Linked DNA regions of Mus musculus: region 1 is linked to region 2. A link is a loop called in an ENCODE intact Hi-C map of the cell type or tissue named here. Cell type or tissue: gastrocnemius. All regions are shown on one strand. Links, peaks and the distances in the headings refer to the core of each region. The heading gives the core; the rest is flanking DNA.

Region 1 (11,958 bases), core at 1,841-9,840, 280 kb after region 2:
GGTATTCCTGGATGTTCTGTATATTTTTTTTTCCATCTGAGCCAACTGAAATGTGTCTGAGGGATGGTTTGTGTCTACAGGCTCTCATTTTGCAATCTCTGGCTGGACCAAATTAGGCTCTGAGAAAAAGCTCTTAAATTAAATTTAAGGTGACCTTCCCTGGCCCTCAACTGGTATTGCATCTCAAGTAATACCACCTTGACTCATGAAAGTCAAAGCCCTTGAATGGCCAAGAAACTAGAGGCCCAGCTTCACTGTGGTTTCCACAAGGAAATTAATTAGCCTTTAGGAATTGTCTTAAGAGGGCCAGTTCCAGCTCCAAAACCTTGCAGGCAGGCAGGCAGCCTGTGTGCCAGCACCGGCAGGCCTTGTGGAAAGACTCTCCACTGGACACAGGATGGAGCATTACATACATCTGAGAGAAAGGAAGGACTGTTGTTAATACTGGCCTTGGTGGCTGGCTGGGAATACAATACTGCCTCCTGCTGCTTGTGATGTGAAATGCTCTCATGCATATTTAAAGATAAACTATAAAACAAATAACTGTAACAGCGTATTTTATAAGCCAAAACACAAAAATTTAAAGCTAAAATTTTCAAGACAGTTTTGCTTTATCTAATTAGCTTATGGCCACTCCAACCCCTCAAAGACTTCTTGGGATAGACTAAGGTGGGGCAGCAGCAGGGAACAATGCTAGAGTATACAGCTCAAAGATTTCCACAAGGAACAGTGATATGCCTGCAAATCTCTGTCAGACAAGCAGCCACTGCTCATACTAGGCAAGGTCTCCAGTAACTTGGAACTGTGTTTGTGAGCTTGGGAGCCAGCACTTGGCTTACGACCTGAAGCCCAAGTGCACGAGGAAACTTACCTTTGTAGACATTCAAAGTGATGGTTCTCACGGCAATTCGAACCATGCTTTCGGGATGATTGAAGAACTTGATGGCTTCTGTGTACAGGGCAAAGTCATTGGTGTGCTAAAACAAAAAATGGTTCCAAAAGTTACAAATCCAAAGACAGACCTGCTCCCAAAGCTTTCTGAAATGTGTCAGACTGTGATAAAACAGAACAAAACCAAAGTAAAACACACCAGATGTCACCATGATGGGAGGTGAGGAAGCCAGGGAAGAGAAAATGTACACAGAATGTCTGACCTGGCCTACATGTTCAGCTGTATGAGGAGGTATTTCTGAGTCCACTTCTTCACCTATAAAACTGGGGTACTAGCACACACTCTCTGGCCTCTGGGACGAAATGAGGTCATTTCTGGTCCAGTGCTCTGCCTAGTCCTTGGCATCTACAGTGCATGGAGAATAGTGCTAGTTATTTACGTCAGACCTGGTTGATTAAAGACCAAGTTGGAGTAGGTTCAAGCATGTCTTGGCTGTTATACCATTCTCCATTTGGAAATACTAAAAGTGTAGCATTATCAGGGAGGCAGAGGGTCTTAGGAGTCTTCTGCTGTTAAAAGGGGACAAAGAGAAACAATTAAATGGTTCAGAACAAGACTCACACTGCCTTAGCCTGAGAGGATGGAGCAAAAATGCCCTGGCAGTGTACTTTGCTGTCCTCCTGTGGCCAATGTTCCTATATCGTTCAGGGACCCAGTCTGTGTGAGTGGCTCAGGAGAGGGGATGGTAGACAGAGATCCTCTAAGCTAGCCCTTCCTGGAATGGAGCAGGATACACAAAATAACAACAGGGCAATTATAAGGGCAATTCCATTTTGAGGACCAGCAATCAAGTATGAATCTAAAAAGTGGAAACTACTAATCTGGCTCAGACAAACACAGACAAAAACCAAAAAATCCTCAAGGCTTCTGGGATGTCCAGCTCTTCCAGACCCATGACTTCTGCCCTCCCACTACGACTCAGAAGGCACCTGAGCAAAAAATACTCTGTCCCTCACTCTGGTCTGGGTTTTCTTCCACATGGGAGAGCCTTTGGGTGAAAGCTGTTCCCTGGACATGTTTATCAAGCACCTACTATGTGGCAGGGACAGGAGTCTATCATGTTATTTTCTCAAGTGCATTCATGTTTTTGGCCCTTGGCTAGCATTTTCTTCTGAGAGACTAATGAATCATGAAAATCAAGGTTCACTGTTGCCATACAACAAGAGTTGATGGTTTTTGCCCAAACTCAGAAAGTTTGGGATTGTGGTCTGACTTCAAAAACAGGCTTTGAGCATGTGGGACAACCACTCAGGTGATATCTGCCACACAAATGACATGCAGCTGGCTGTATGACATCTAGCTTCCAAGGCAGTCCCCAAACATGTTCACCACCTGTGTCACACTCATGCTGGATCCGCCCACAGAGGCAGATCATGCCTGTGTGACCAAAGAGTATGCTAGGAGTAAGTGTATGTGAGTGAGTGAGTGTGAGTGGCACGAGGCTGGCATGGATGGCATCACTGCTTACCGTGGTCTGCTGGGTGACTCACTCTAGGGAAGTTGGCTGGAAGGATGCTGGTCAGCCCTGGGAAGAGGCCCCTGAACAGGAGCTGTGGTCTCCCACGCACAACCAGATTCAGCTAACCACCACGACAGTGAAGCAGACCCTCCAGCCACATTCCAGCCTCCAGAGGACATCAGCCTCTTGGGGCACTGAGTAAAATAGCTCTAGTCAGCCAAGCCTGAAGTCCAACACACTGAAGAGACTGGTGCAACTCTAATCAGTGGGACATGGGGAGAAGTCTGAGGGCGAATTCTCAGACTTTTCTGAGAAAGTTCTCTCAGAAGGGATACGAGAGAGGAAATGGTATCAGAAATTCTGACAACAGCATGTGATTGAGTGATATCTGGAGCATCGGCAATCACACGGCCACATGGAACCAAGCCTTGAGCAGATGCCAGCTGCAGTTACTGAGCAGGAAGCTGGAAAACCCTGGGCCCTTCCTACAGTGAGGCAGAGCGCAGCTGCCATTTGTACTTTAAGCATGTGAGCTAAACTGACCTTAATCTCAAGCTCCTTGGCGCTATAAGAGTAGCTCTCCCAGGACTGTGAGGGACCTGACCCCTCAAGGACAGCTGTGCCAGTTTATCACTTCTCACAACTCTGAAGATGGAATCTCATCTAGTGAGTCCCTGAAACCCAGAGCCAGGTATATAGTTTCACCTCATTTCTCAAAGGAGGGGGCTCAGAGAGGCCTGGAAGTTCTCTTGTCACACTGCAAGGAGCAGAAAAGCTGTACCTAAATGGAGTTTCTGCTGTTTCCAACAAGGTAACCTCTGGACATTTTCCTCCCTGCCAAGTTAACCTGAAGTTTACATTAAAATAGCAAGAAAATTTGTTCAATTAAAGAAAAAAGTTTGTGTCAGGTGTGGTGGTGCACACCTTTAGTCCCAGCACTCGGGAACAGGGGCAGGTGGTTCTCCATGAGTTTGAGGCCAGCCTGGTCTACAGCATGAGTGCCTAGACAGCAGAGGTTACACAGAGAAACCCTGTCTCAAAAATCAAAAGGAAAAGAAGAAAAAAGAAAAAAGTTTGTGGGATTCAGCGGTTGAAAACGCCTCCTAACCAGTTCTGAGGACCAGAATGCCAGTCCCAGCACTCACCTAACAAGCCTGGCCTGGCCTGGCATGCCTCTAACCCCACCATGGAGGCAAACGAGGTTTGCTGGCTGCCAGCCTACCTGCAAAATGCAAACAAGCTCCTGGTCCAGGAAGAGATCCAAAAGAACAAACCAGAGAGGGACAAAGTAGGAATTTTATAGCCCTTGCTTGGCCCCACAAACCCAGAACACACATGTACACACTTGAACACATGCCCCTGTGCACGCACACGCACACACACACACACACACACACACACACCACATATTTTAAAACAAAAAATTTTATTTAAGTATGCCAAAGTCTGTGCTTAGGAAAGTGCTTTGTAGAGCAAAGGCCTCCACGCTTGGACTAGCTTGACACATACACTTGCTGGGCGCCACTCACCTCATTGTAAAAGAAATGGACAGTGTGGTTGTTGAGCTTTAATGAAAGCGTTTTCAGGAACGATATGTAATACGCCATGATCTCCTCGTCGGAAAAGTCAAATTTATGGACAATGATCGAGTTTACATAGTTATTAGACAGCAAATAATCTAGGAGAGAGAACACAAAGTGCAACCGGTGAGCTCGGGCTGGAGGAAATGCCAGCACAGGCCGCCGAGTAACAAGCACAACTCAACCAGTGAGCAACAAAGAGCGGCTTAACCTTTACCTGTCTAAGAAACCACACACTACGCAGGCCCACCAGCCCTTCCAGGGAGAAGCCTGTGGCCTCCTTTGTGAACCCAAAGAGACAGACTCAAGCATGTTTTCTGTTCACTGCTAGCCCACATGGCCATCAGAAGACATTACCATGCCAGAATGCCAGAAAGGGCTGCATGTGTCTCTAATCTCTATCTACTGACAATCTCATAAGAGTCCCTTTATCCCCACCATGTGTCTAGCATCAGGTTAACCACCTCAGGTCCTAACTACCCAACACTAACCTGGTTCTAAGGGGAACAGCACTACTCACACCTCTGACCTCTGTCGGGGAGGTTGGCAATGTCAACAGAGCATATACCTTATGAAGGAATACACCCAAGATAGTGAACGAACCTAGCCAGCAAGATCAGCTAAACCAACCCTAGAGATCATCATGGTGAAAGATAATGCAGCCAGACTGCCCTCGTGTCTCTGATACCTGAGGCAGCTCTTGGGGCCAGCTCCAAGAGAGGCCAGGAGAGTGGGTGGGGCCCTAAAAATCTTGAATACATTGTTAAGTAAGTCATGGTCACAAGTGCTCCAGGTAAGCTTGCTATATGTGGAAATGGCACTGTATAGAACCTCAAGCTCCTGCACACACACATTTAACACTCAAGCATGTGAGCCTCAGGTGTCTGCTTATGGGACATAGATACAGATGTATGCTGTGCAGGCCCCACTCAGTTAAGGCCCGGTGTATCTGCAGTTCCTTCGGAAGCTTGTTCATACCCCTGCCCTGTCAGCATCTTCTCTCAAGGCAGGGAACCACTCCAACCCCATCTCTATAGACTTGTGCACCTGCTTGTGAACCTTACACAGAGGAGCCAGACAGGATGAGGGTATCAGTGTCTGGCCTCGCACTCATCACTGCATCTGAGTGTTGTCATAGAAACAGGATGAGGCTGTCAGTGTCTGGTCTCTCTCATCACTGCGTCTGAATGTTGTCATAGCCACACTACCTCCCCCTCTTTGCTGTTAAAACTGTCCCCAACTTACTTATCCACCTGTGATTTACCATGTAACATAATACTTAGGTGCTTCTGACAACTGGAACACTTGTGATCTGGCAATGGGAACAGGAGGAGGAAATTAGGACATCTCAGTAAGTTCTGTATTTATAGGCCAGTTGCTTCTGGGCCACAAATGGCACAAAAGCTAGCAGCTTAAGGTGTGTGAAGAAAGTCTGGCTACATTCTACACCTGAGACAGCCACAAGGTTCATCTGCTCCTCACAGGGGCTTTTTTAAGTCCTCTACAAGGTTCTGTGGGGGGTTAGGGATCAGTAAAGGGGCCCACTGTGTGGCTGGGATTTTTCTACTACCCCCTCACTGTGGCTGACATTCTGTGGTATTCTGTTATAATAAACCTGGGAGTCAGTAAGTAATCTCAGTCTCTTGGGCCTCTGTTACTTAGGTCACCAAACAAAGAGGCAACAGTAGCATCTGTGCAATGCCTCCCTGTAATAGCGTAATAGTGAGAACCTGGAAAGCACCTAGATGCCCACAGTCAGGTTCATTTAATAACAATATAGATCAGGGCGAGTCACATGCAGGAACAGCAGAGTGAGTAGGACGGCCTGCATGGCTGGGTGCAGGGTGGGAGGCTACAGGCACCTGACTGCACTTCTGTGACTATGTTATGCTGTTTTACAATGACTCCCCCACTAAAACTAAAAAGTAAAAATAAAAGCAGCAGGGCATATGGCATACATATACTGTGATGGTGGCACTCAGAGACTGAAGCAGAGCTGGGTGTTGTGGCCCATGCCTTTAATCCCAGCACTTTGGAAGCTGAGGCAGGAAGACTGAGAGTTTGAGGCCAAACTACACTACAAAGAGAACACTGCCTCAAAAGCTACTTTTAATAAACTGTCCTGAAAGCCAAAGGTGTGTGTCTGCTGGGCTTTGCAGGCAGCTCCCACACTGCTCCCACTTCCTTTTAGAGCCATGCACATGTCGGATCACTTTTGTATCGAATCTGAAATAGCACCAATGCAGAGGGCAGAGAGGGTCATCAGGAGCCATGTCTGGAGAAGTGGGGAGACTGGAATAAAGGTCACAAGAGCCCTGTGAGGCAGCTAAGTTCTCCATTACAGATTGGTGACCCGTGATGACAGCTAATGGCTCCGACCTAGAGGTCTGAAATCCTCAGACAGGAAGTTCTGAAAGGTGATGTACATGTCAGCTGCACAGCAGAGGCCACCTCAAAGGATTTACATCAGATCTTCAAGGTACTTCACCAAGAAGCTAAAACTTTCAAAGGACGTACTGTTAATCCTAGCCCTAAATGGATTTCAAAAGGGTCACCAAGATAAAACTCCAAAGACCCCATATTAAAGGTCAAGACTTTGGAATTGTCCCAATGGCCTCAGAACATTCCTGAGCCTGCACCTCAGAGCTGGATCTTCCCCTCTGAGCTCAGAAACCACACTTATTCCAGATCCAGCGAAACAGAAGCTGATAACAAGGGAAACCACACAGGGAGATGTGAATTAGCACCATCTGTGGTCAGGGGGAGGAGGAGGAGGGCTCTGTGGCTACAGCACCACCTAGTGGCCACTGCTAAGGTCACCACCACCCAGCAACTTGATTTGCCCCAAGAAGTCAGTACCTGCCTTTGCTCTGGGCGCTCCACCGTTTTTTCTCTTGCTTTCAAGAGCAGGACCTGCACTGTGCTGCATTTGGAGTAAGTAACTAGCACAGAATGAAATTAGGCTGGCTCAGTCCCAGCATAGATAAGGGTCTGGTAATGCTCTGCTGAAGGTCTGCCCTGGGGATTGCAGCCTCCCTCTACTCGGATGGACTATGACAACTAAGAGCAGCTCCAGAAAATGCCAGCACCACACTGAGGACCACTGAGTGTATTCTCCTGTGCTAAAATCTCTCCTCTACTCTGAATGTGCTGTACTGGTTACTTTGGGTCCATGACTCAAACTTTCTTGGAGTTATAACAAGAGCCTCCGTAGCCCCTGCCTCTCAGAAGAATAAATGGGGCTGAGGGTTGAACTGAGTTAAATTCTTGCTTGCTGGGCAACAAAACTGAAGCAGAGGCACCCCTAAGACCTCTCTGCCTTCTCCATTGCTCTTAGAAGTGCTGGCCTATGTACTCCTCAGTCATTAGATCTTTGAAATTGAACCATGCTGAGGGGATGGCAAGTCAATCAGCAGGAGTCCTTCATGGAACCCTACCACACTGAACTACCCTCAACATAGTCAAAAGCTGCACATGTCGTTTCCAGTGTGACTACATGTGATGACAGGGTAATTACGATTAAATGAGTTTGCAGGGTCAGGCTCCACCCCTGACAGAATTAGTGCCCCATGGAGTCAGAGAGACCAGAGGTTGAGCTCTCTGACTTCATTCTCTCACAGGCGGGGCCAGGTACTGTGAGAAGGTAGCTAAGGTCTAATGTGGCCCCAGGTTTCATGAGTCCTAACCTCTATTCCTGAAATGAGGCCACGTTAGGAAGTAAGGCTTATGAGTGGTATTTAGGTGATGGAGTGAAGCTGTCATGAGTGGGTTAATATCTTTCTCACTGTGAATTTCTCCTCTCCTGGCCCTTGACGAGTTAGTTACCTTAAGAGCAAGTTCCTGCAAGCTGACAAGAGAGCTCAGAAAGTAAAGGCTCTTGCCACCAATGCCGAACTCCACCGACAAAAGGAGAACGGTTACCTCTCTTCCACTGTCACGTGCACTCTGCAGTGTGGCCGTGTGCACACACTCACATCTCTTCCACTGCCACGTGCACTCTGCAGTGTGGCCGTGCGCACACACTCACATCTCTTCCACTGTCACGTGCACTCTGCAGTGTGGCCGTGCGCACACACTCACATCTCTTCCACTGTCACGTGCACTCTGCAGTGTGGCCGTGCGCACACACTCACATCTCTTCCACTGCCACGTGCACTCTGCAGTGTGGCCGTGCGCACACACTCACATCTCTTCCACTGTCACGTGCACTCTGCAGTGTGGCCGTGCGCACACACTCACATCTCTTCCACTGTCACGTGCACTCTGCAGTGTGGCCGTGCGCACACACTCACATCTCTTCCACTGCCACGTGCACTCTGCAGTGTGGCCGTGTGCACACACTCACATCTCTTCCACTGCCACGTGCACTCTGCAGTGTGGCCGTGTGCACACACTCACATCTCTTCCACTGCCACGTGCACTCTGCAGTGTGGCCGTGTGCACACACTCACATGCAGAGAAGCACGCAAAGAGGTAAATGCAACACAAATTTTAAAGAAACACTTGAAGCATTGCAATGGGGATTACCTGCTCTGTAAAGCTCACAGATTAAAAGAAATCAGGTTACCATGCGCTTACTGAGCAAATATATGGTTTCTTTTACACAGCCTTTTTGACTGTGAGTTGAAGCAGCAGAAGGTTCTCACAAGGCATGGATACCTAATTTTGAACTTCTTGGCCTTCTAAATCTTAAGCCAAAATAAAGCTCATTTCTTTAAATGACCTAGTTTCTCAGAGCTTAAGAGATGACTTGGTGGTTAAGAGCACCAGCTGCTCTTTGAGAGGACCTGGGTTGGATTCCCAGAACCCACATGATGGCTCATAATCATCTTTAATTCTAGTTCCAGGGTATCCAATACCCTCAGCAGGCATTAGACACTCACATGGATTATAGATATATGTGCAGGCAAAACACCCATGCACATAAGAAATAAAAGATATTTTTAATTACTTAGTCTCAGTGAATTTGTTACAGTAAAAGAAAACAGACTCAGACAGCAGCTGTCTATAAACTAAAAAGAAATCCCCACCAGAAACCAGCCCTGACCTCAGCTTCAAAGTGGATATCCGTCTTCCAGAATAGTGGGCAAACACACGCCACTAAGCCTATTGGGATAAAGCCTGGGCAGACTAAAATGAGTGGGACGCAGACACATGGAACCATCCGACACTGAGCAGTACACAGGCAAACGGCAAGGAGTGTCCTTACAGAGCGATGTCTCGTGGCTGATGTTCTCAAAGAGAATGTTCAAGGTCTGTAGCAGCTGCACACACACATAACGGCCTGATTTCTGCCGCAGAATGTTCAAGAAGAAAACAAACATATTCTTCTCCAGGAAGAAGCTGGGGAAAGAACAAGAAAGGGTCAGTGGGTGATACGCTCACGGCTGCTATGTGTAGGCTCGCCCTATGAAGATCACCAGTGGCAAGACTAGACTGTTAGGGCTGCCTGGATAGTCTCAGTGCCCTTGATCCCATCTGCAAGGGAGAACAACACATGCACTCTGACTCTTCCTTTTCCTGTCTAAGCAGACCAGGGTGGTGCTACTTACATGAAATGGTGAACTAGATTCTGACAGAATAGGGATGCTCTCTTCCTGCTAAGTGACCACACAGCAGTCTGTGCACCACAAGCATCGTTCCCCAGGACATACACAACCGGAATCCTTAGCTTCCCCACAAAACCTATTTCCCTTGCGCTCCCATATTCAAGGTTAGGAAAACACAAGAAGTGGCTTCCCTGCAAGGCCTGAGGATGCTGAATGACAGCAGAGGTTTTTCACTTCTGTTGTCAAGTGTGCAGCTTCCAGATCTCTGGACAAAGAACTTGAAAGAAGGTGAAGACACCGATGTGGTAGAGGCACCCTATAGTCCCCAGGTCTGCTTCTGCTTTCTTGTGCTGGAATGACACACAGCCAGGAGCATTGGCCAGGTACACACCTCAGTTCTGTGTGTGTGTGAGTGTGTGTGTGTGTGTGTGTGTGTGTGTGTGTGTGTGTGTGTTAAAAATAGGACCTTCCTTTAAGAAGATGTTGTTTCTACATATTTGTTTAGTATATTTGAACAGGATCAGTTTGGAATAATCAAAGGCTGGGATATAGCTCAGTTGATAGAGTGCTTGCCCAGCAGAACACAAGGCAAGTGTTGGAAGCATGCATCTGTAATCTCAGCACTTGGGCAGAGGCAGGAAAGCCAGAAGTTCAAAGTCAGCCTCTTAGCTACACTATGAATTCAATGTAGCTAGCCTGGAATATAGGAAACTGTTTCTGAGAAGGAAGGAAGGAAGGAAGGAAGGAAGGAAGGAAGGAAGGAAGGGAGGGAGGGAGGGAGGGAGGGAGGGAGGGAGGGACAGACAGACAGAAAAGGGGAAGGGGAAGGAGAGAAAGGAAGGGAGGGAGGGAGGAAGGAAGGAGAGAGGGGGAAGACAAATAGACAGAAAGGGGGAAGGAGAGAGGGGGGAAAGAGAGAGAGGGGGAGGGAGGAAGGAAGGAATGTTAGATAGAAAGACAGACAGAAAAGGAAAAGCCCCTGCAGTCACACAAGTCTGCTGGTTGACTCCGTTCTGGGTGGTCCTCTCTCCTCACCTGTCAGCTCCACAGGGACCAATTGCCTGACACTCAATGCCACATAATTCTGTTTGAATCCATAAAGTAAATAATAAAATAAGTGAATGATAAAATATGACCCTAAAACCTGTCAGTTCTTTTCTTGCTCTGACTCCAGGAGCTTGCCTGCCTCCACACACTGCTCCAACTGACCCCAGAGCATTTCAGGCCCCTGACCTATTTTTGTCTGCCCCTGCTTCAGGTTATAAAAAGCAGCAGCTCTCCTGAATCATGAACACACTCAATACCACTGGGTGGCCAATGGAGGAAGCTGTCAAACATCTGTGCCTGGATATTGCTGCTGGGGTGACTTAGTAATCTAGTGTGACGCTCTCAAGTAGATGTTTGTCTCTCTGTGTGTCCAGTGTGTCTGTCTGTGTTGGGACATTCATACACCATGCTGAGTGCATGGAAGTCAGAGGAGGCTCTGGGTGTTTGTGCTCACCTTCTACCTTGTTTGAGACAGGTATCATTGTTGTTGCATGTACAAGCTACCTGACCCGTCTTCCACTTTTCAGGGATTTTCCTGTTCCTGCCTCTCATCTCACCATACAAGCACAAGGATTACAAATGTGTGTTACCATACATAGCCTTTATATAGATTTTGGGGATTCAACTTCATGCTTGAATGGCAAGAATTTTTATTTTTCCGGTTGGTAGACTCTAGGAATGAGAGGCTCCTTCACCATCTTCCAGCTACACGTGGGGACACCAATAGAGCTTCCATGTGGGCCGAGGGGCAAGTTTGGTAGATTGTGCTCTCAAAGCTCAGGACTCTTGCTGGCCCTCAGTAAATACGTTTGTATTAGAGGCTAGGGAGGTGGCTCAGTGGGGAAAGTGCCAGCCTCAGAAGCATGAGCTCAGATCCCTAGAATCCATAGAAAAGCTGGGTGGGTATGGCAGCCTGCCTATAACCCAAGCTCTCAGGAAGCAGGGGCAGAGATCCTGAGGACAAAATGGCCAGTTAGTTTAGATCACTGGTTCTCAACCTTCCTAACACTACAATCCTTTAATACAGGTTCCTCATGTTGTGGTGACTCCCAATCACATAATCATTTTTGTGGCTACTTCATAACTTTGTAACTTGCTATTGTTATGAACCACAATGTAAACAGCTGTGTTTTCTGCTGGTCTTAGACAATCCCTGTGAAAAGGCTGTGACAAGGGTTGAGAACCGCTGGTCCAGACTGAACTAATAAGCCCTGGGTTCAGCAAGAGACCTTAATTCTAGTAAATAAAGTGGAGAATGGTGGAGGAAGACAGCTGACATCAACCTCTGATCTCCACAAACATGCACATGTGTGCACACATGCATATACACCTAAATATATGCCTGCATATGTTCCAACACGCATAGGTACC
Region 2 (11,958 bases), core at 3,345-11,344:
CACCCTTGGTAGTGAGGTCACCTGGCAGTGACAGCTTTGCAAGCCTCCAGGCCTCCACCTCTCCAGTGCTGGATGACAAAGGGGGACGTTACCACTCCCAACTTGAACCTTAATAGGTTCATTTATTTATTGTATATGAGTACACTGCAGCTGTCTTCAGACACACCAGAAGAGGTCATCGGATCCCATTACAGATGGTTGTGAGCCACCTTGTGGTTACTGGGAATTGAACTCAGGACCTCTGGAAGAACAGTCAGTGCTCTTAACCACTGAGCCATCTCTCCAGCCCCCAACCTTAAGTATCAGTTGTGTGACCCTGTATTAAGAAGCCATTCCTGCTTTAGAACCATTCATCTCAGGCAGCTGGGGCAATTCAATGTTTGCATAAAGTGCAGGCTTGGTCAGCCATGGAGCCCGTCAGTTAGGCAGAAGGTACACAAGCCAGTGGGTCCCACACACAGCATAAAACCTGTTCTTGAGCCACGCATCGGTGGTACACATCTTTAATCCCAGCACTCGGGAGGCAGAGGCAGGCGGATTTCTGAGTTCGAGGCCTGCCTGGTCTACAGAGTGAGTTCCAGGACAGCCAGGGCTACAGAGAAACCCTGTCTCAAAAAAAAAAAAAAAAAAAAAAAAGACTTATCCAACCGACAGCAATGAGATCAATCATGGCCCCGGGGAGCGTCAGAGGGGCGGGCTGGGAGGCAGTAAGGAAACCCGCAGCCACACCTTGGCAGTTGTCTGCCAGCGGTCAGAATGCCCCTTTGTGGTTAAACACCCTTAAGGCTGCAAACTAGTTGTCCCCACCACATTAGAAACTAAGGTGCTGGGCTGGCGAGATGGCTCAGCGAGTAAGAGCACTGACTGTTCTTTCAAAGATCCTGAGTTCAAATCCCAGCAACCATATAGTGGCTCACAACCATCCACAATGAGATCTGACGCCCTCTTCTAGTGTGTCTGAAGACAGCTACAGTATACTTACATATAATAAATAAATCAAATTTTGGGCTGGAGTGAGAAGGAAAAAGAAAAAGGTTAAGATCAGAGAGACTTCCCCTTCTACATGGGGAGACACGTTTGAGGGCCGCTTCCTAACCCCACCTTAAGCAGCCTGGAGATCAGGCCTTCCGCTATTGTAAGTCCTAGCTGACCACCTCTCACATGGTGGGACCACTACTGTCAGGAGAGGCCAGAGCTGGGGAGGGCTGGCTCTACACTTGCTGTGGTTAAGGTCTGTCCTCCCTTGGAACATGCCTGTCCTGATTGTCACCAGCACACAGCCTGTGTTGAGCAGGACAAGACCCATGTGTTGGTGAATTTTCATTGTCAGCTTATCTCTGGCGTGTTTCTAGAGAGGTTCAACTGAGAAGCTGCACCCTAAAAGTGGTGGCACCATCTCATTTTCGAGTCTTGGACTGGGTAAAAAGGGGCAAAATGCGCACTCCCCATTCATCTGTTTCTTGTCTATGGATGCCATGTGGCCAGCTGCCCCCAAGCCTACCACGAGGGACTGTGCCCTCCAACGGTGGCCAGAATAAGCCCTTCCTTAAGTTGGTTGTGACAGGTTGTAACAGCAACAAGTAAAGTAGCATAGCACAGGGGCACTTCCCAGCAGACTGAGGTGGCCAGCAGCCCACGCCAGAGGCCTACGTACCAGCAGTTCCGTGGTCAGACTCTGGGCAGGACTAGAGCAAGCTAAGGGCAGGGCCATTCCCCAGCAGTGCTCAGGGATCCAAACTGCCCTTCCTTCCCTGCCAAGCCTCTTCTGGGAGTTCAAGAAAGAATGGGGGGGGGGGGGGGAACGGACCACAAAGCCATGAAATTCTAACAGCAGGGCTGCCTTTTGTTCACGGGCAAGCTCCATGCCCTGTATTTTATCCTGAAACAGGGGACTGCAGGGCACCATTACCCCAAACTCACATACACCAACCCAGCAGCCAAGAGAACTAAGACCCGAGCACTGAGACCAGCCACTGGCCAGACACAGGCCTCGAGTCTTTGTGTTTCCAGGGTCTGAGCCAGAGGAGCCAGGGTGTAGTAGTGGGTCAGCCAATCGTCTGTCCCCAGGAATCCTCAGCACAGGAGAACCCCAAAGGGAAAGAGAAGGTAGGGACCTCTGACTCAGAAGTCTTAGGGTAACTGCCAAGCCAGGTGTGGAGGCATACACCTTTAATCCCAGCTCTCAAAGGCAGAGGCAGACAGTGGATCTCTGAGTCTGAGGCCAGCCAGGTCTACATAGTTATGCCATTATGGTCAGAGCTACAAAGAGAGCCCCTGTCTGAGAATAAATAAAACAAAATATCCCTGCCAAAGGGTGACAGGCCCAAGGAATGAACGTGGTACAGAGGCTGGGAGCCCACAGATCTCAGACCCTTCAGCATCACAGCTTCCTTTCCCTGTCTACGCCCCAAAGACTAAATTCCAAGCCAGAGTCTGGCCTCTCGCTCTGCTAGCCCCAACACCTAGCCCATGCCCCAATCATTATTATTGACAGGGTCCCCAGATGGACCTGGAAACACTTTCACATGCTGGCACGGCATGAAGGGGCTCTTTGCTCCTGCTATCACTGGGGTGACCACCCTGGAGCGATTACACCCTTAAGTCTCTGGGAACTCTCAAGGCTCCAAGCACTGCAGAAAAGATTAAGTCAACTTGGAAGAAACATGTTTTTCCAATTAGCTATAAAACCACCCATGTTGGAACCTTTGCAGCTTTGCCATTACCCAAAATGCCTCTCGTCCTTTTTTTTCCACAAATAATTTCACAAGGTTTTTAAGGGCATCAGCATGAGTGTGGAAAAAAACAGACATAGGGCTCCCATCAGGAAGCCACCAGCAAATGTTCCCTCGATCACCAGCCTTTGAGGGGGGCGGAAGTGAGAACTAACTTCTAGCTGCACTCTTTAGCCCACCTCAGTCAGATCTCATCTACACGTGCAGTTGCACTGATGTTTGAATTGGATTTGTGTTTTATTGCACATTCATATTGGCAAAAAGGCCTTTCTTTGTTGACATTTCTTCCCTGTGCCAAGTCTGGGGCAGCCAGCCAGACGGAGAAGCCAAGATCCTGGAGGAGTCACCAAGCCTGCTGGTCTTAAAGGGCCACACTGCCAACCACACAAGTTGAAGAATGTGGAAAAGCGGATCTATGATCTCTGTGACAGGTGAGCAAACAGGACGTCTGCCCCAGCCAACAAGGTGAATTAAACAAGCTCGGTGTGCTCAAACTTTACAGACAAGAGGCTCGCAGCCTGCTGATTGGTGGTGGAGCCTAGATTTGAAAGCATTGACTGCCTCCAAGACCCGAATTAACTCCTTATGCTGTTGTCCTTCCTGCAGGTCCTGTGGCAGGATCTTAAGAGTCTTTTATACACAAGACTCCCACTTACAAAAGACCCACCTTCTTCCTGGTATTCAAATGCCAATGAAAAGATATTTACTGGTGTAATTTAAGTACCACACTACTTTAAGAAAGGAAAACTTTTAAACCCGGGGCCCAGAGAGGGAAGATAGGAAATTGAGAAACAAGATGATGAGCTGGACACACAATACTGATATGAAGTCAGAGGAGGGCTCTGGGGGACCCCTAGTTTATAAGTGACAAGGAAACAAGCTCTAAGTCCTATTGTTTTGCGTTCTAAATGCTGTCAACAAATAGGACGAAACTTTTTCTGGGTCCCCTCCCCATCCAGTGAGGTTGAGCAGAGAACCCAGCTATGCTGAGAGATACTTGGTTCATGGGAGCAGAGATGGGAAATCTGTTGTTTTAAGTGACTACATGCATGGCGGTGTGTGCTGTATCATCCTAGTGGTCAGACATATGGAAGATGTCATGTCCTCACACACCTCTCCAGGGTAATGGGGCCAACCCAGATTCCCGAGGACCCTGTGGGACAGTCCCTGCTCTACTGGAGCAAAGTAAGAGAAGGGAACTGGTTCGGGAGTGAAACAAACCTAGGTTCCAGCCTCTTGGGGCTTAGTTATGGTCACCCTGACATGTGACATTAGAGCCAGATCATCTGGCAAAAGGCTGTCTGTTGGCTTTCCCCACTGTGGAGGTACAGTTTCTATCCCATTGATCCTGTGAAAGGCAGCCTGTATATTCTATCCACTGTGTCTGGCAACCCCACAAGATACACAAGCCACATTCAAGAACAGCAACCCCATGAGTCTGTCATCCTACACAGCTCAAGACAGTCCAGACGTGTGTTCCAGAACATCTGGTAAAGTCGAATATTCCAGCCAAACAGCAATCACCAACTCTGCTATTCCCTAACATTGTTCTTTTTGAGATAGTCTCATATATTCCAGGCTGAACTCTAATTTGCAATGTAGCCAAGAATGACCTGAAACTTCTGGTCCTCCTGCCCCCCTTCCTAGCTCTGCATGTACATATGCATGAAGTAGGTAAGTGCAGTCAATAATGAGATTTCAAAGCCCTTCCTTTCCTCACCCAATTTGGCCAGAAGGGAGGAGCAGGTGTTTGTAGCTTTGAATTTCCCAGCACAGGGCCTCTGTTTCTTAGGCTGATCTTTGTCCACACCACATCCCTGCTTGTTCAGTTGAGCTAGATGACCTCTGGGGAGGTGGGTTAATGCTACAGTGGGAGGAGGCATTCAGGAACCTTGCTATGAGATAATTGTGCAGCCAGGGGCCAGAATGGCCCTCTTCTCCTGTGATGACACCCTAACCAGAACCTGTGAACACTATCTTAGTTGCAAAATGGACTTTTTCCAACTTAAACAATAAAAGACTTCTATAAGCCTAGGCTGGCCTCTATCTAAGTCACTGAGCAGAAGGTGACCTGAACTTCTGATCCCCCTGTCTCCACCTCCTGAGCGCTGAGACTGCAGGTGTGTACCACTATGATCAGTTTAATGCAATGCTGGGAAATGAACCCTGGGCGTCACGCACACTAGGCAAGTACTCTACTAACTGAGCCACATTCCTTAGCCTCAGAAGTGATTCTTGCGATGAGCTGAGCCTGCATGCATACAGCAGAGATAAGGCAAGCTGTGCAGCAACCAAGGATCTTCCTCCCATTGTCTCCAGACCCAGGGCCCAGCAGGCACTGGGGCTTCATGACAAAGGCCACACTCAGGTGTGGTGGCACACACCTTTAATCTGGGTACTCAGGAGGCAGAGGCAGGACGATCTCTGAGTTTGAGGGCAGCCTGGTCAACAGATTGAGTTCCAGGACAGCCAGGGCTACACAGAGAAACCCTGTTTCAAAATGAAACAAAACAACAAGTCACCTACTGCTTGGATTCCCTTAGCAGCAGAGTAGAGAGTCGTTTACTCTTTCTGACCCCAGGCATTCTTCTCTACAGAGGTCAGACATAAGCCCAGAGGGCTGAGATGTGGTTCCGAGGTAGGGCATTCATCTACATATAGGAAGCCCTAGGTTTCATCCCCAGCACATAATAATAATGCTAAGTCTGTCCATTTGAACTTGTATTTTATTTATTATTATATGTGGATATAAGGGCATACACATGCCATTGACTTATATGGAGGTCAGAGGACAGCTTTCAGGGATAGCTCCCCCCCCCCATCTTTCTGTAGGTTCCCTGAAATGAACTCAGGTCAGTAAGCTTGCCTATAAGCACTGGCAACCTGTCCTCATGATATATATATATCATGTCCCCGATGATAACGAGGACAACCACAATAATTTGAAGTTGCTTATAAAGAGCTTAGTGACTCAGATTCAATCCCAGATACTCAGCTGCCCAGGGAAGTTAGTACGACCTTATCTGAAAGCAAACGGTGCAGAGGGGCTGGGGATGGCTCAGAGACTGAGTGCTTGCCTGGGATGACCCTGGGTTCAGGCCCAAGTGCTAAATACTTCTAAATGCTTATAACTAGACATAGTGGTGCATGCCTTTAATGCCAGCATGCTAGAAGCAGAGACAGGCAGATTTCTGTGAGTTCCAGGCCAGCCAGGGCTACAATTGTGAGAAGTCTCAACAACAACAACAATCATAGTAATTATAATAGCTCATAAAAACAATAAGAGTTGGGCATGGTGGTGCAGTTGAGAGGCAGAGGCAGGACAATCTTTGCAAGTTGGAGGATAACCTGGGCTACTTCAGGAGTTTCAGTTAAGCTTCTACATAGTGACCTAAACAGCCTAAAAAGCCTAAAGAGCTCAGAAAGATGAAGAGACTCACCCAAGGTGAGTCACTTAATAAAAGGGACTAGAGTTGAATGTCAAGTCCATTGAAACCCATCTGGTGTCCAAACTTCCCCCACTCTGCCCCCACCTGTCTGGCCACAATGGGCAGAACTCCCAGGGTGGTTGGCTGTGAAATTTCTTGTGGCCCTATTTGTTCCTTTGCTTCATTTTGTGGCTTTTCATTCTGTGATCTCTGGCTCTCATCCCATTCCCTAGGGCTCAGACCAGACCCAGGCCAAGCAGCAGGGGGTGCTATACTCCACTCTAGAGCAGTCCCAAGGAGCCAACAGGGAAGAATTAAGGTGCTGGCTCTGAAGAACACTGTCCCTAACACCACCAGGCACCTACTAGCTCACGACTTGCCCCTGTGGCCTGCTGGGGCAATGCAAGGCGAGCAGACACACCTCTTAGGCAAAGGATGCTCAGCGCAAACCAAGTATGCAATTGTGCTGGTGTCTTTATCGAGGAAGTCACTGTCCAGGCACACTAGCACTTACTCTTTGCCATGGCCCTTTTATACGTCCAGATCTTTCCTCTCTGAAGAGTACTTTCCTGCCTTCATGCCAGCACCTGCAAGGGACCCAAAATGCTGGCACAGTAGTACATACCTCAGGAGCTGAGGGAAGAGAATCAAGGCCAGCTTGGACTACGTAGTGAGACCCTGTCTGAAAAGGAGAAACAAGGGAAAAACAAAAAACCTGCTCTGGAGACACAGCTCAGTTGGCGGGGTGTCTGCCCACCATGCATAAAGCTCTGGGTTAATCTCCAGCACGTAAGAACCAGGCAGAAGAGCACAGCTGTGATCCAGGGTTCAGGAGGATTGCCAAGGTCATCAGGACGACATGAGCTATGAGAAACTGCCTCACAAATGGGCTCAGTGGGTAAAAACACTTGCTGTAGGGGTCAAATGCAGTACACTCAGTTCTCTGGACCCACAGTGGGGAGAATGGTTTACCGAAAGCAGTCCTCTACCTTCACACAGTACCTCATGCTTATGCACGGGGCACACACACACACATAAATCTTAAAAAGTAACAAAATACAAACAAACTAAAATCACAATAACAATAAAAACTCAAACCCAGGCCAACAAGATGGCTCTGAGGATAAAGGCACTTAGCACCGAGCCCAAAGACCTGAGTTTGAACCTTGCATCCCACCCGGTAGAAATCAAAAATCAACACCCACAATTTATCCTCTGATTTATACACCCATGCCACAGCAAATGTCCACCTACACACACACACACACACACACACACACACACACACACACAACTAGCTAACTAAATAGAAGCTTTAAAGCCCTCAAATGCCAAGGCTCCTGAGCACTGTGCCTTTACTCTGTGGCTTCTGTCTTCAACCTGAAACTCCTACAGCTTACTCTGTGTGTGTGTGTGTGTGTGTGTGTGTGTGTGTGTGTGTGTGTGTGTGTGTGTGTGTGTGTGATGTGAGTCCCCGGAGGACAGAGATGCCAAGCAAGGATTCTAAAACAACCTTGAGACCTCCCCACTCAGAAGGAGGGGTGGCAAACTCCATTTCCCAAGAGCCTACCAGCAGCATCCTTTGAAGGAAGAACCACCTCGAAGTCTCCACCTTGAAGGCTGACCTTCAAACCCCAGGTCAGGCAGGGGATGGTGGAACCAGAACTAGCCCACAGTGTGACAAGGTGGGAGCCCCTGAACGGTGTCTTCAGACACAGGCTCAAAGCTATTTGCTTGATGTAGGTCATTGTGGCTAACTGTGACTAAAGGCATATCCACTCCTTCTCCCCCATCCTGTTTTTTACTTTTCAGTTTTTCGAGACAGGGTTTCTATGTGTAGCCTTGGCTGTCCTCAAACCTGTTTTTGTTTGTTTTGTTTTGTTTTGTTTTGTCTTAAGACAGTGTCTCCTGTGGTGCATGCCTTTAATCCCAGCACTCGGGAGGCAGAGGCAGGCTGATTTCTGAGTTCAAGGCCAGCCTGGTCTATAAAGTGAGTTCCAGGACAGCCACCAGGGCTATACAGAGAAACCCTGTCTTGAAAAACAAAAGAACAAAACAAAAACAAAAACAAAAACAAGACAGTGTCTCCTGTAGCCCAGGTTGGCCCAGGCTTGCTATGTAGCCCGTGGCGACTTTGAACTTCTGATTCTCCAATTCCTTAGTGCTGAGATTCGAGGATCAAACTCAGGGTTTTGTTGATGCCAAACAAGCACTCCACACCATACACGGCCCTTGACCACCCTCTTCCTCTTTACATAGGGGCTTGTCAACAAAGGACCTGGAACCCACATTATGGCCCTGAGTGGCCTTCACCTCCAGAATGTCAGGATTACAGGTGTGCACCCCCATACCCAGGCTCCCGCTTATCCTTTCAAGAGTCAGCTAGCTGATCAGCAAACTGGAGAAGGTACCCAGCATCAACCCTGGCTGGCCAGACAGACAGAACTCAGAGCTGATCCCCGACTCCGCACAGCATATCCTCTGGTTTCTTTTTCTCTTTAATCATTAAATCACACACAAGCCAACAAAAACACGGCAGTCAGACACTCCCCTATTTCACACAGCCCTTCTTTCCCCTCCTGCAGAATTTTGCGGTAAAACTTCAGCTTTACAAGAACATGCAACAGAAAGAATTAGGGAACTCAGGCGATCCAAAACCAGCTAAGTGATGGTTTCGAATTTTTAAAATATATATAATGTAAAGCAGTTCCGAGAAAAGTGAAGTCACGGCCTAGGTTGCTTATTCTCAGTTCTTAGAAAAGAGCATTTCAAAGAGGAAGCTGAGTGGGGAGGGCACACAGGCTGCCGCCAGAGCCGCGGTCTGGCGGGTGCTCACTGATAAACTGACTTTGATTTGGCAGCTGAGAACTGAAGCCTCCGGATGCATTTTCATTTGGCGCTGTCAGGGAGGAAACAGCAGCCCCCAATAGTGAGAGTTCTGAATGTGCAGCGAAACCACAGGCTCAGTTCTGTGCTGGAGAGGCAGGCGACAGCCACTGCCCACTGCCCACTGCCGTTTGCGCCGCCCCTCCCCCCACCGCCTTGACCTCCAGCCAGCCTGCACTTTTCTATGGGTGTTTCACCAGGAGTTACGTGAGGACATGGCTGGGAAGCTGTCAGCAGCTTCGGTTCTCCAGTGGAAAAGTAGGCTTGTGCCACACACAGCTCAACAGCTACTCTGGGGTAAAACAGTTTGGGGACACCATTTTACTAAGAATCCTGTAGCAGAGATCCTGGGGCCTGCATCAAAATTAAGTTTCAGACTGGGGCTCAAGTAACAGACTGCCTAACATGCAGGAGCCAGGCTTTGAGTTTGATCCCCAGACCCACAAGAACTAGGTGTGGGGGTGCACACCTGCAATCGCAGCACCAGGGAAGTGCAGGCAGGAGGAGCTGGGCTTCATGATCATGCATAACTGCACAGTGAGATTGAGGCTAGCCTGGAACATGAGATGATGCCTCAAAATTAATTAATTTGAGACCTAAGGTATAGCTAGCTCAGCTGTAGAGTCTGCCCAGCATGCAAGAGGCCCTGGGCTCTATCTCCAGGACTGAAAAATTGTGTGTGTGTGTGCATATGCATGTGTGTGTATACTGTGTGTACCTGTGTGTCTGTTTATTAAATTCCAGTGCAATCAAAAGCAACTGATCAACTGTCCCAGACAAGGGAGACCTTAAGGAGACACGACGGCCAAGTAGAATGTGGAATCCTGGGGAAAAATGAATAAAGAAACCAGAACAAACTATAAATTTGGTTACTAACTTTTCAGTATTTGTTCATTAGTTAATTTGTTAATTAATTTTAACATCCATGCCATACTAATGTAAGATATTCATGATAGGAACCTGGTATGTCTATAATTTAAGACATCCTGGGTTTGAGCCCCAATACTGCATAAACCAAGCTTAATGGCGCACACCTGTGATCTCAATACTCAGGAAGCTGAGGCAGGAGGATCAGGAGTTCCAGGACAAACTTGGCTACAGAGACCATGCAAATAAATAGGCAAATAAAAATATAAACAGCTGCACTATTTTGGCAAATTTTCTGAGGCTCAAACAACGTACATTGGAGCTGGAGAGATGGCTCAGCAATTAAGAGCACTTGCTGCTCTTCCAGAGGACCTGAGTTTGGTTCCCAGAACCCACACAGGGATGCTCAGACCTGCTGTAACCCCAGCTCAAGATTCCAAGGTCCTCTTTTAGACTCACACACACACAAATAAAAATAGACCTAAAAAATGAATGGTTCAGCAGTCAAACACAGATCACTTTTCAACTTGGCCTTCCTTTAAAAGAAAATGTTAGCACCTTTAACACAGCACTCAGGAGGCAGAAACTCATCTGCTCTACATAATGAGTTCCAGGAAAGCCCAAGTTCAAGGCCAGTCTGAACTAGAGACACTGCCTAAAAAGGTAGGGTGGGGAAGGCAGGGTGAGGAGGGGAGGGAAGGAAGAAGGGAAGGCCAGAGAGACTGACTACTGCTGGCTGGCTGGCTGGCTGGCTGGCTGGCTGGCAGGAAGGCAGTCATGCAGAAAGATGAATCAGCTGGTAGTCTTTACGTGGGATTGTAGGGCACCATCCTCCCAGCACAACAGACATCCATCAGTTTAAAGGTCAGAGGAGGCTAGCTGGTCGAGTGCTACTCTGGCGTGTGTGAGACCCTGGGGACCCCGTGGTCCAACCCCAGTGCCATTCATTACTACTGTTTTTTTTTTTTTTTTTTTAAGATTTATTTATTATATGTAAGTACACTGTAGCTGTCTTCAGACACACCAGAAGAGGGCGTCAGATCTTGTTACAGATGGTTTGTGAGCCACCATGTGGTTGCTGGGATTTGAACTCCGGACCTTTGGAAGAGCAGTCGGGTACTCTTACCCACTGAGCCATCTCACCAGCCCTCATTACTACTATTCTTAAACCCTATTTATTTATTTATTTATTTATTTGTTTTTCGAGACAGGGTTTCTCTGTGTAGCCCTGGCTGTCCTGGAACTCACTTTGTAGACCAGGCTGGCCTCGAACTCAGAAATCCGCCTGCTTCTGCCTCCCTGGGATTAAAGGCGTGCGCTACCACCACCTGGCTCTCTTTATTTTTTAGGACTTATTTTTTTTTAAGTATTTATTTGAAGTCTATATGCTAGGTTGTGAGGGTTTTCCAGGGGCCAGAAGGCGGCGTCAGATGCCTAGGAACTACAGGGAGTTACTGAAGCTGTGAGCTACCTGGCATGGGGCTGGTAAAGTTTATTTATCAACACTCTCTCTTGGGCTCCAAAGCACCCCACGAACACATAACTAAAGATAAAATCTTTTTTTTAAGGCGTCCATGTAAGCAGGCTGGAGGAGCAGGCCTGCAATCCCAGTTAACCAGAGGCAGGAAGATGGGAAATCTGAGGTTGGCCTGAGCTACAAACTGGGCTCAAGGCCTCGATGCTTTTTCTAGGGGGTGGAGGGCAGGAAGGAGGCAGGTCTAGATCACCTGAGTCCTCATCCTCTCTTGTCCCTCGATGTCCATCTCCTGCCAGGTGACTCCTTAGCTTTTCTGGTGACAAGTACCACCTGATGCTCATGGCAATCCAGGTGAGGCTGGGTGTGGGGGCCGAGTGTGGGGTGTGGGCCACACTCTGGAGGCTGCAGCAGGAGGCCTGCCACATCTGGCTAGCCTTGAAGACACAAGAGCTGGGGCTCTAGCTCATGTGTTTGCTTAACACATACACAGCCTCAGCTTCAGTGTGCTTATGGAAACACTTTCTGTTCATTCTTTCCAAAAACCTAAAACTGTTTTAATAAATCAACA

What was found. Peaks named below come from ENCODE experiments on the same cell type or tissue, not always from the same donor. Only the 100,000 strongest peaks of a DNase experiment are listed, where the experiment ranks them.
Region 1: a loop joins it to region 2, with 4 times the contacts of the local background. A loop is called at or near these places in 24 of 42 quality-filtered maps.

The regions. Positions count from the first base shown.
Region 1 is chr16:10,560,513-10,572,470 of GRCm38, reverse strand. It overlaps Clec16a (C-type lectin domain family 16, member A), which reads right to left. Exons shown (of 23, transcript NM_001204229.1): 3 at 9,201-9,334; 4 at 3,941-4,089; 5 at 872-977. Among named protein-coding and RNA genes, the nearest start is that of Clec16a, 21 kb to the right of the region's middle. In gastrocnemius, for the core only: a CTCF peak has its summit at 6,788 (motif pointing left); a DNase peak (open chromatin) is centred at 6,789; H3K27ac peaks cover 3,058 bases.
Region 2 is chr16:10,841,191-10,853,148 of GRCm38, reverse strand. Rmi2 (RecQ mediated genome instability 2) reads right to left here. Exons shown (of 2, transcript NM_001162932.1): 2 at 9,914-11,958. Among named protein-coding and RNA genes, the nearest start is that of Rmi2, 12 kb to the right of the region's middle. In gastrocnemius, for the core only: CTCF peaks have their summits at 4,621, 6,429 (motif pointing right) and 10,988 (motif pointing right); DNase peaks (open chromatin) are centred at 6,411, 9,110 and 10,695; H3K4me3 peaks cover 1,207 bases; H3K27ac peaks cover 6,890 bases.